Linked DNA regions of Homo sapiens: region 2 is linked to region 1. A link is a loop called in an ENCODE intact Hi-C map of the cell type or tissue named here. Cell type or tissue: tibial artery. All regions are shown on one strand. Each heading gives the region's core, and the rest is flanking DNA. Links, peaks and the distances in the headings are about the cores only. Region 1 has its middle 180 kb from the start of MIR3974. Region 2 has its middle 87 kb from the start of MIR3974.

Region 1 (5,389 bases), core at 142-5,141:
GTCTTGTCATTTCAACAGTTTTCACAGCATCTTCATCAGCAGTAGCTTCTATCTCAACAACCCACTTTTCTTTGCTCATCTTTAAGTAGCAATTGCTCATCCATTAACACGTTCTTATGTGATCTCAGCAATTTAGCAAACAGCTTCAGGCTCCAATTTTTATTGTAGTTCTCTTGCTATTCTTATTGCATCTGTAGTTCCTTAATCCACTGAAGAATTGCAACCACCACATTCATTCCAGGAGGTTGGATTCAGCTTCTTCCAACCTCCTGTTAACATTGATATTTCTACCTCATTTCATGAATCACAGATCTTCTTAATGCCATCTAGGCTGATGCATCCTTTCCAGAAGACTTTATGTTTACTTTGTCTAGATCCATTAGAGGAATCACTATTTATGGCAGCTATAGCCTTACAAACATATTTCTTAAATAATAAGACTTGAAAGTCAAAATTATTTATTTTTGAGACAGAGTCTTACTCTGATGCCCAGGCTGGAGTGCAATGGCATGATCTTGGCTCACTGCAACCTCTGCCTCCCAGGTTTAAGTGACTTTCCTGCCTCAACCTCCTGAGCAGCTGGTATTACAGGCACCTGACACTACGCCCAGCTAATTTTTGTATTTTTAGTAGAGATGGGGTTTCACCATAATGGCCAGGCTGGTCTTGAACTCCTGACCTCAGGTGATCCACCCACCTCGGCCTCCCAAAGTGCTGAGTGTGAACCACTGCACCTGGTCAAGATTATTTCTTGAGCCATGGGCTACCAAATAGATGTTGTGTTAGCAGGCATAAAAATAACATAGATCTTCTGGTACAGTTCCATCAGAGCTCTTGAGTGATTATATGCTTTGTCAATGAGCAGTAATATTTTGAAAGGAATATTTTTCTGAGCAGTATGTCTCAATGATGAATTTAAAACATTCAGTTAACCATGCTAAACATATACATATGCTCATATCCATGCTTTCTTGTTCCATTCATTTATAGAGCACAAACAAAAAAATAACATAACATAATTCTTAAGGGGCCTAGGATTTTTGGAATGGCAAAGGGTCATTGGTTTCAACTTAAGTCACAGCTACATTAGTCACTAACAAGAGATTCAGCTTGATTTTTAAAGCTTTGAAGCTATCATTGATTTCTCATCCTCAGCTCTAAAAGTCCTAGATTGCATCTTTTTCCAATATTAGGCTACTTCCTTTACATTTAATATCTTTTATTTAGTATAGCCATCTTTATCAATAACCTTACCTAGATATTCTGGATAACCTGCTGTATCTTCTACATCAGCATCTGCTGCTTCACTTTGTACTTTTATGTTATAGAGATGGCTTTAAAGGAGTTAGTTAGCTTGCTTTAGGCCTACAGTAAGGGAAAGGTCCCTGAGAACCTCTGACCCACCAGACAAGTGCTTATAGCAGATATTTTGTACAGGTAAGGGAACTTGCACAGGAGCCTTGCCTAAAAATGCCCATATTGAAACATTTTGTTTCTTCACACATACAGAGTAAAGGAAATAAATCAGCGTGGAGCAGCTCAGTCTAAGGGCCCACATGCACACTGGAAGGATGGGGTGGAGCCACTAGGAATTTGTGCCTTAAACCCTAGCATTCAACTATGAAGGGGGGCAACCAGAAACCTACTTTCAAGACCCTCTCTTTGCTTGAGAGCTTCCTTTTGCTTAATAAATTATATTCCACTCACCCTCTGGTGTCCATGCACCTAATTTTTCCTGGTCATGAGACAAGAACCCAGACCTAGCTGAGCTAAGGAGAAGAAATCCTACATCAGCTTCTTTCTTTAAACCTCATGAACCAACCTCAGCTAGCTACCAACTTTCCTTCTGCTGATGGCTCACCATTCTTGGGCTTCTAGAATTAAAGAGAGTTAGGGCATTTCTCCGGATTAGGCTTTGGTTTAAAGGAATGTGGTGGTTGGTTTGATCTTCTATCCAGGCCACTCAGTTTTTTCTCCATTTCCACAATAGGACTGTTTGCTTTCTTGTCATTTGTGTGTGTTCACTGGAATCTCACTTTTAATTTCCTTCAAGAACTTTTCCTTTGCATTTGCAGCTTAGCTAACCATTTTGCACAAGAGGCCTAACTTTTGGCCTATCTTGGCTTTCAACATGTCTTCCTCACTAAGCTTAATAATTTCTAGCTTTTGAGTTAAAGTGAGATCTGTGACTCTCTTTTTTTTACTTGAACACCAAAAAATCATTGAAGAGTTATCAATTGGCCATTTTTAAATGTTAATTTTTAATTTTTGTGGGTGCATAGTAGTGTATATATTTATAGGGTACATGAGATATTTTGATACAAGCATGCAATGTGTAATAATCATATTAGGGTAAATGGGGTATCCATCATGTCAAGCTTTTATTCTTTATGTTACAAATAATCCTATTACACTCGTTTAGTTATTTTAAAATGTATAATTAAATTGTTATTGACTATAGTCACCCTGCTGTGCTATCAAATACTAGTTCTTATTCTTTCTTTCTAAGTATTTTTGTACCCATTAACTATCCCCACTTTTCTTCCACTGCTCCCCTCAACTACCCTTCTCAGCCTGTGGTAGCCTTCCTTCTACTCTCTATTTTCATGAGTTCCATTGTTTTCTTTTAGCTTCCACAAATAAGTAAGAACTTGCAAAGTTTGTCTTTCTGTGCCTGGTTTATTTCACTAAACATAATGATCTCCAACTCCATCTACATTGTTGCAAATAACAGGATCTCATACTTTTTTATGGCTAAATAGTACTTAATTGTGTATAAGTACTAAATTCTCCTGTTCATTGAGATTCATTTGTTCATGGACACTTAGGTTGCTTCCAAATCTTCACTATTGTGAATAGTGCTGCAGTAAACATGGGAGTGTAGTTATCTCTCTGATAGACTGATTTCTGTTCTTTTGGGTATATACTCAGCAGTGTGATTCCTGGGTAACATGGTAGCTCTAATTTTAGTTTTTTTGAGAAACCTCCAAACTGTTCTCCATAGTGGTTGTACTAATTTACATTTCCACCAACAATATATGAGGGTTCCCTTTCCTCCACATCCTCACTAGTATTTCTTGTTGCCTGTCTTTTGGATAAAAGTCAGTTGACTTATTTTAATATTGTTGTGTCTCACGGAATAGGGAAGCCCAATGAGAAGCAGAGAGACAAGGGAATGACCAATTGGTGGAACAATCAGAACACAAAAATATTTATCAATTAAAGTATTTGTCTTACTTGGTGATTACAGTTGAAATATTAACATCAAAAATCACTGATTACAGATCACCACAACAGATAATAATAATAGTTTGAAATAATGTGAGAATTACCAAAATATGACAAAAAGATACAGTGAGCACATGTTGGAAAAATTGCACCAATAGACTTGCTTGACTCAGGCAGAATACCTACAAACTTTTTTTTTTTTTTGAGACAGAGTCTCACTCTGCTGCCCAGGCTGGAGTGTAGTGGTGCGATCTCGGCTTACCGCAAGCTCCGCCTCCCAGGTTCACACCATTCTCCTGCCTCAGCCTCCCAAATAGCTGGAACTACAGGCATGCGCCACCTCGCCTGGCTAATTTTTTGTATTTTTAGTAGAGACGGGGTTTCACGGTGTTAGCCAGGATAGTCTCCATCTCCTGACCTTGTGATCCGCCCGCCTTGGCCTCCCAAAGTGCTGGGATAACAGGCGTGAGCCACTGCGCCCGGCCACACAAACTTTTAATTTGTAAAAAGCACAGTATCTGCAACACACAATAATGTGAAGTGCAATAAAATGAGGTGTGCCTGTAGTTACTGTCTCTAGCAGCTTCTGCTCTTGGTAATTTGTAATTGTCTTTTTTGCCTATCTGCAGTTTTTCAGAATTGGTTTGCCCAAACTTTGATGATTTAATGTATCTGAGAATTGCTGATGTTGAATTTTTTTCATTTTTTCAGCTTTTTTCTTGTTGTGGGTTGAGAGTGATGACTTCCAAACTCTCTAGCTGTCAAAGAGGAAACCGGACATTTCTATAACACATTTTGAAAGGAAATAACTGCCCTTTGAAATTCTATAATATATGGAAAGAATGATATTTCAATATCTAAAAATAGAAAAGTTAGAAGTAACATTATGCTAAAAGGCATATTCTTGTTTCAGGACACTTACATAGCATGTTAGATACATGTTCAAAAACTAGGATAAATTCAACTAGTGAACAACATATAGACTTGAACCCAGAGTTTATCAACCTTTCAAATATATGGCAGCAGGACACCAAAATAAGTACAGTGGTTTCAATTGCCTACATAGTCCTTACCAACCGATAGCATGCTCAGCTTCTAGAAATCAAAATATTGCTAAATTCTACTTTAGTCAGATAATATGTGCAACAGCCTGAATGTTTTACTTTTCTCAAAATTCACATGTTGAAATACTAACCCTCAAGGTGATGGCATTAGGAAGTGGGCCTTTTGGGAGGTGATTTGATGATAAAAGTAGAGCCATTATGAATGGGATTAGTGCCTTTATAAAGAGGTCTGAGGAAACATGCAATCCTAATTCACCATTTGAGGACATAGGAAGATGGTGCAATCTATGAGAAAGCAGGCCCTTACCAGACACCAAATCTGTCAGCACCTTAAACTGGAACTTTCCAGCCTCCAAAACTGTGAAGTATAGGTTTGTTTATAACCTGTCTACTTTACGGTATTATTCTTCTAGTAGCCCAAGTGGACTAAGATGATATAGAAAATTTCCATTTAAATTTAAGCATTTTATTCTATAGTCATATTGAAAAACAACTTTATTGATTCGATAAATTTAAAAAATTCAATTCCCTTTTCTGAAGACAGCCATTATTAATCCATATATCTTATTTCTGTCAAGATAGATATTATATATTATTTGTAGTGTAAAGAAAATGATTGTGGTGTGGGTTAAGGAGGACTTGTCTGAATCTCAATTTGGTTGTTATTTACCTATAAGGTATTAGGCAAATTGCTTAACTTTTTGGATTTTTGGTTTCTATTCTGTAACATAATGGATGTTGCAATAAAGAGGGTAGGTTAGATGACACCTAAGTTTATTTCTAATGTCAATAATTTATAATATTTATCTCCTTTTATTTACATCTTTTTAAATCAAGCAACCTGAACATTTACTTATTTTTTTGAAATAACAATCAATGAGCAAAGTGCTAAGTGAACATGAACTGGAGCAATGAAAGCCTACATTATTGTGTTGAACACTTATTTTTATTGTACATTTGAATTTTAAGATTTAAATAAAAATAAGGGTATATTATCAACAATGATTAAATATCTATTTCTTAACATAATATCTATTTTAAATTATAAAAATACATATCATTTACTAAGAAAGACATTAATTTTGGGAGAAAGATTA
Region 2 (5,389 bases), core at 308-5,307, 92 kb before region 1:
GGAGATGGAGTCTCGCTCTGTCACCCAGGCTGGAGTGCAGTGGTGTCATCTCGGCTCACTGCCAGCTCCACCTCCCAGGTTCACGCCATTCTCCTGCCTCAGCCTCCCGAGTAGCTGGGACTACAGGCGCCTGCCGCAACGCCCGGCTAATTTTTTGTATTTTTAGTAGAGACGGGGTTTCACCATGTTAGCCAGGATGGTCTTGATCTCCTGACCTCATGATCCACCTGCTTCGGCCTCCCAAAGTGCTGGGATTACAGGCGTGAGCCATCGCGACCGTCCTGTTGTATTACTTATAAATGTTTCTCTTACTTCCTCTGATTTTATTTGCATTTTTTCTCTTTTTTTCTTAGTCTGGCTAAAATTTATCAATTGTATCTTTTCACTATTGATTTTGTTTATCTTCCCTATGTTTTTGTCTCAGTTTTGCTTAGTTCCCTTTTGTGTTTATTATTTATTTCCTTCTACTAACTATGGGTATAGTTTTCTCTTGCTTTTCTGGTTCTTTAAAATGAATCATAAAGTTGTTTATTTGAAATTTTTCTACTATTTTGATCTAGGCATTTATTGCTATGAATTTCCCTTTTAGTATTACTTCTGATGTATCCTAGAAGTCTTGGTATGTTGTATTTCTCTTTTTGTTTGTTTCAAATAAACCTTAAAAATTTCTCAATTTCTTTATTGATCCAATGGTTATTTAGGAGCATGTTTTTTAATAGCCATGTATTTTTACAGTTTCTAAAGTAGATTTTCTTGTTGATTAATAGTTTCATCTCATTTTGGTTGGAAAAGATGCTTGATATAATTTCCATTAAAAAATTTGACCTGTTTGTAGCATAGCATATAGTTTATCCATATATATATATGTCTGTGTGTGTGTGTGTGTGTGTGTGTGATGTCTTCTGGTAGTAGGCTTTAATTTTTTGCTTTTTATTTTCCGTGTATCTCTTATAGGTTTTTCCTTGTGGTTACCATGAGGCTTCCAAAAAACATTTTATAACCAATTATTTAAACTAATTACAACTTTTAAATTCCCTTCTTTGTCCTTGACCTTTGAGAGTTTGATTATTATATGCCTTGAGGTAGGCTTATTTGGGTAAAATCTGTTTGGTATTCTTTGACCGTATTGTACCTGGATATTCATATGTTTCTCTGGGTTTGGAAAGTTATCTGTCATTATTTCTTTGAATAAACTTTCTACAAATCACAAATAAGAATAAAAAACCAAAACTAAAACTACAAAACTTGACACTTTTACTCCAACCCCTCCATCCCCTAATTACTTGCTGTTTTCTGTATATCTTTCACTACAGGCCCACAGTCTCTGAGACCAGTGCTGTGTCAATGCTTGCCAAAGGACAGAAGTAATTATGGCCTGACTGGCACTCAAATTTATTTGGGGCCCCAGGCCACCATAGTCCGCTGGTGATGAAGTGTGCTGGGACTAGGCTTCTTCATACTGGACAGAGGATTCCCCTCTAGACTAGTGCTAGTCTAAATGCTCCTTCTATGAGCACTGACAGAATTCTGACCAGTGTCTTATTTCATTTTGACAGGGCAGTAGTGAATTCTATTGCAAAGTTCCACACACTTTTCTCTCCCTTCCTGTATTAGTTCGTTTTCATGCAACAGATAAAGACATACCCAAGACTGGGAAGAAAAAGAGGTTTAATTGGACTTACAGTTCCACGTGGCTGGGAAGGCCTTAAATCATGGTGGGAGGCAAAAGGCATTTCTTACATGGCAGTGGCAAGAGAAAATGAGGAAGAAGCAAAAGTGGAAACTCTTGACCAACCCATCAGATCTTGTGAGACTTATTCACTATCATGACAATGGCACAGGAAAGATTCAATTACCTCCCCTTGGGTCCCTCCCACAAAACGTGGGGATCCTGGGAGATAGATAGAATTCAAGTTGAGATTTGGGTGGGGACACAGCCAAACCATATCATTCCAACTCTGGCCCCTCTAAATCTCATGTCCTCACATTTCAAAACAATTGTGCCTTCCCAACAGTCCCCCAAAGTCTTAATTCATTTCAGCATTAGCCCAAAAGTCCATAGTCTAAAGACTCATCTGAGACAAGGCAAATCCCTTCCACCAATCAGCCTGTAAAATCAAAAGCAAGCTAGTTACTTCCTAGATACAATGGAGGTACAGGCATTGGGTAAATACACCTGTTTTAAATGGGAGAAATTGGCCAAAACAAAGAGTTACAGCACCCATGCAAGTCTGAAATACAGCAGGGCAGTCAAATTTTAAAGCTCCAAAATTATGTCCTTTGACTCCAGATCTCACGTCCAGGTCACACTGATGCAAAAGGTAGATTCCCATAGTCTTGGGCAGTAACACCCCTGTGGCTTTGCAAGGTACAGCCTCCTTCTCTACTGCTTTCACAGTCTGGCGTTGAGTGTCTGTGGCTTTTCCAGACACACGGTGCAAGCTGTCAGTGGGCCTACCATTCTGGAGTCTGGAGGACAGCTCCACTAGGCAGTGCCCCAGTAGGGAATCTGTGTTGGGACTCCAACCCCACATTTTCCTTCCACACTGCCTTAGCAGAAATTCTCCATGAGGGACCCACCCCTGCTGCAAACTTCTACCTGGGCATCCAGGCATTTCCATGTGTCTTCTGAAATCTAGGCAGAGGCTCCCAAACCTCAATTCTTGACTTCTGTGCACCCGCAGACTCAAGACCACATGGTAGCTGCCAAAGTTTGGGGCTTGCACCCTCTGAAGCCACAGACTGAGCTGTACATTAGCCCCTTTCAGCCACAGATGGAGCAGCTGGGACACAGGACACCAAGTCCCTATGGTGCACGCAGGATGGGGACCCTGGACCCGGCCCATGAAACAACTTTTTTCTCCCGGGCCTCCAGGCCTGTAATGGGAGGGGCTGTCGTGAAGGTCTCTGACATGGCCTGGAGACGTTTTCCTCATGGTCGTGGGTATTAACGTTAGGCTTCTTGCTATTTATGCTAATTTCTGCAGCCAGCTTGAATTTCTCCCCCGAAAATTGGTTTTCTCAAATCTCTACTAAAAATTTTGCATAGTCAGGCTGCAAATTTTCCAAACCTTTTTGCTCTGCTTCTTTTATAAAACTGAATGCCTTTAACAGCACCCAAGTCATCTCAAGTCATCTCTTGAATGCTTTGCTGCTTGGAAATTTTTTCCAACAAATACCGTAAATCATCTCTCTCAAGATCAAATTCCACAAATATCTAGGGCAGGGGCAAAATGCTGCCATTCTCTTTGCTAAAACATAACAAGAGTCACCTTTGCTCCAGTTCCCAACAAGTTCCCCATCTCTATCTGAGACCACTTCAGCCTGGACCTTATTGTCCATATCACTATCAGCATTTTGGGAAAAGACTCTAGGAAGTTCCAAACTTTCCCACATTTTCCTGTCTTCTTCTGAGCCCTTCAAACTCTTCCAATCTCTGCCCGTTACCAGTTCCAAAGTCACTTTGACATTTTCAAGGATCGTTTCAGCAATGCCCCAATCTACTGGTACCAATTTACTGTATTAGTCCGTTTTCACACAGCTGATAAAGACGTACCCGAGACTGAGAAGAAAAAGAGGTTTAATGGGATTTACAATTCCATATGGCTGGGGAGGCCTCAGAATCATGAAGGGAGGCAAAAAGCACTTCCCACATGGTGGTGGCAAGAGAAAATGAGGAAAAAATATAAGCAGAAATCCCTGATAAACCCATCAGATCTCATGACACTTACTCACTATCAGGAAAATAGCACGGGAAAGACTGGCCCCCATGACTCAATTACCTCACCCTGGGTCCCTCTCACAACATGTGGGAATTCTGGGAGATACAATTCAAGTAGAGATTTGGGTGAGGACACAGTTAAACCGTATCACTTCCCCAAGTGCACAGACGATCTCTTTGAGCTGCACTGCCTTGGGATGGGGGAGAGGTGGCGTAGAGAATACAAGATTTTTCTTTGTACCTTCTTCGATGTGTCTTTTGTTATTATGTTTAAAAAACAGATATTTTCATTGCTCACTTGATACTGGGGTGCGGTGGGGAGGATTTCAAAGGTGCCTTCCTGCACAGATAGTTGTTCAATTTGGTATTCTTTTGTGGGGATCATCACTGGATGATTCTATTCAGCCCTCTTGCCATGATTCTTTCTAGTATTTTAAATGAAGAGACACTTAAATATTGCTGCTGTTATATTTGTTCTGGCCTCTTAGGGACATCAATTATCACATATAGTCACCATATTCTCTTTTGTTATGAATAATACTTTTCCTCTCGTTTCTTTTTATTCTTTCAGTCATTTTCATATGCAACTCCTAATGTAGTAGCAAAATTTTAATTTTAATTTTGCTATTGTGTCTTTATTTTTTTAAATATCTTTATCTATGCAAATTCCATTTCATCTCATCCATTCTCTATTTGATCTTCATAAACTTTGTTGCCATAAAAAAATCTATAGTTATATTTTATGCACTACACACTTTAAGGATTTCAAACATTCTTATACAATTATCTTCTAGATAATGCATTAGACATTTTTCAAAAGAATTTTCTTCCTCTCATTACTCTGGATGTTTATAACTGTGACAAAGCTTCACTGAGCCTGTATTTTTGTTTGTTGCTGGGCAAGTTTCTTTATTGGCCAGCATCACTCAACATTCATGATATATGATTTTCCTTGTTGGCTGTTATTTTTTTGTGCAGATCCAATTCCCTTCTCAAGTCATCCTGTGGAGAGAAGGTTGATGACACAGATCTCAGATCACTTCTGGTCTGGTAGAAGACTTTCACATAGAACACCTCTGGTACAATGTGAGTCATCTTTTTGCTGTCCCCTGTGTCTGTTTCTGTTCTAATCTGATATGACAGAAAACTTAAAAAGCTAAAACTCCCTCTAGAAATATTTATTTTTCACTCTGCTTCACTTGACCTACAACTTCCAGAATCTATTATGGTACAATAATATTTCTTTCAAATAATGTTTTTATAATTTGCAATCTCTGCCAGAATACAGAATTTTGTGACATATATCAGCATTCTGACTACCCTTTACTTTCTTTTTTGAAGTAAGAAGTACAAATCCTAAACAAAATGTGAAAGTTTTTTTATTTCCTGCTGTTTTAAACAGATAAAGCAGATTTAAACTAGATATAGATAGAATAATTCCTATTGATGTTGATTTGTTTTTATTTTCACTTCAAATTATATGCATAAGCCAATTCCAGATATATTAATTGAAACTTTCAAGGGAAGAGCGGAAAAGTGTATTTTTAATTACTACTCTCAAAGATATTGATTCCAACTTTTGGTAAAGAACTATATAATAGAGAGGTATCTCATTTTTTAGTTGGTATAAGAACCCCATCCTCTAAATCATTAGTGAGGAAATGAGAA

What was found. Hi-C counts contacts between places; a loop is a spot of excess contacts. Peaks named below come from ENCODE experiments on the same cell type or tissue, not always from the same donor. Only the 100,000 strongest peaks of a DNase experiment are listed, where the experiment ranks them.
Region 2: it touches region 1 in a loop (4-fold over the local background); 106 of 110 quality-filtered maps call a loop at or near these places.

The regions. Positions count from the first base shown.
Region 1 is chr12:17,849,349-17,854,737 of GRCh38, forward strand. No RefSeq gene overlaps it. Among named protein-coding and RNA genes, the nearest start is that of MIR3974, 180 kb to the left of the region's middle. In tibial artery, for the core only: no CTCF peak of the experiment used is centred there; no DNase peak of the experiment used is centred there.
Region 2 is chr12:17,757,387-17,762,775 of GRCh38, forward strand. No RefSeq gene overlaps it. Among named protein-coding and RNA genes, the nearest start is that of MIR3974, 87 kb to the left of the region's middle. In tibial artery, for the core only: no CTCF peak of the experiment used is centred there; a DNase peak (open chromatin) is centred at 2,699.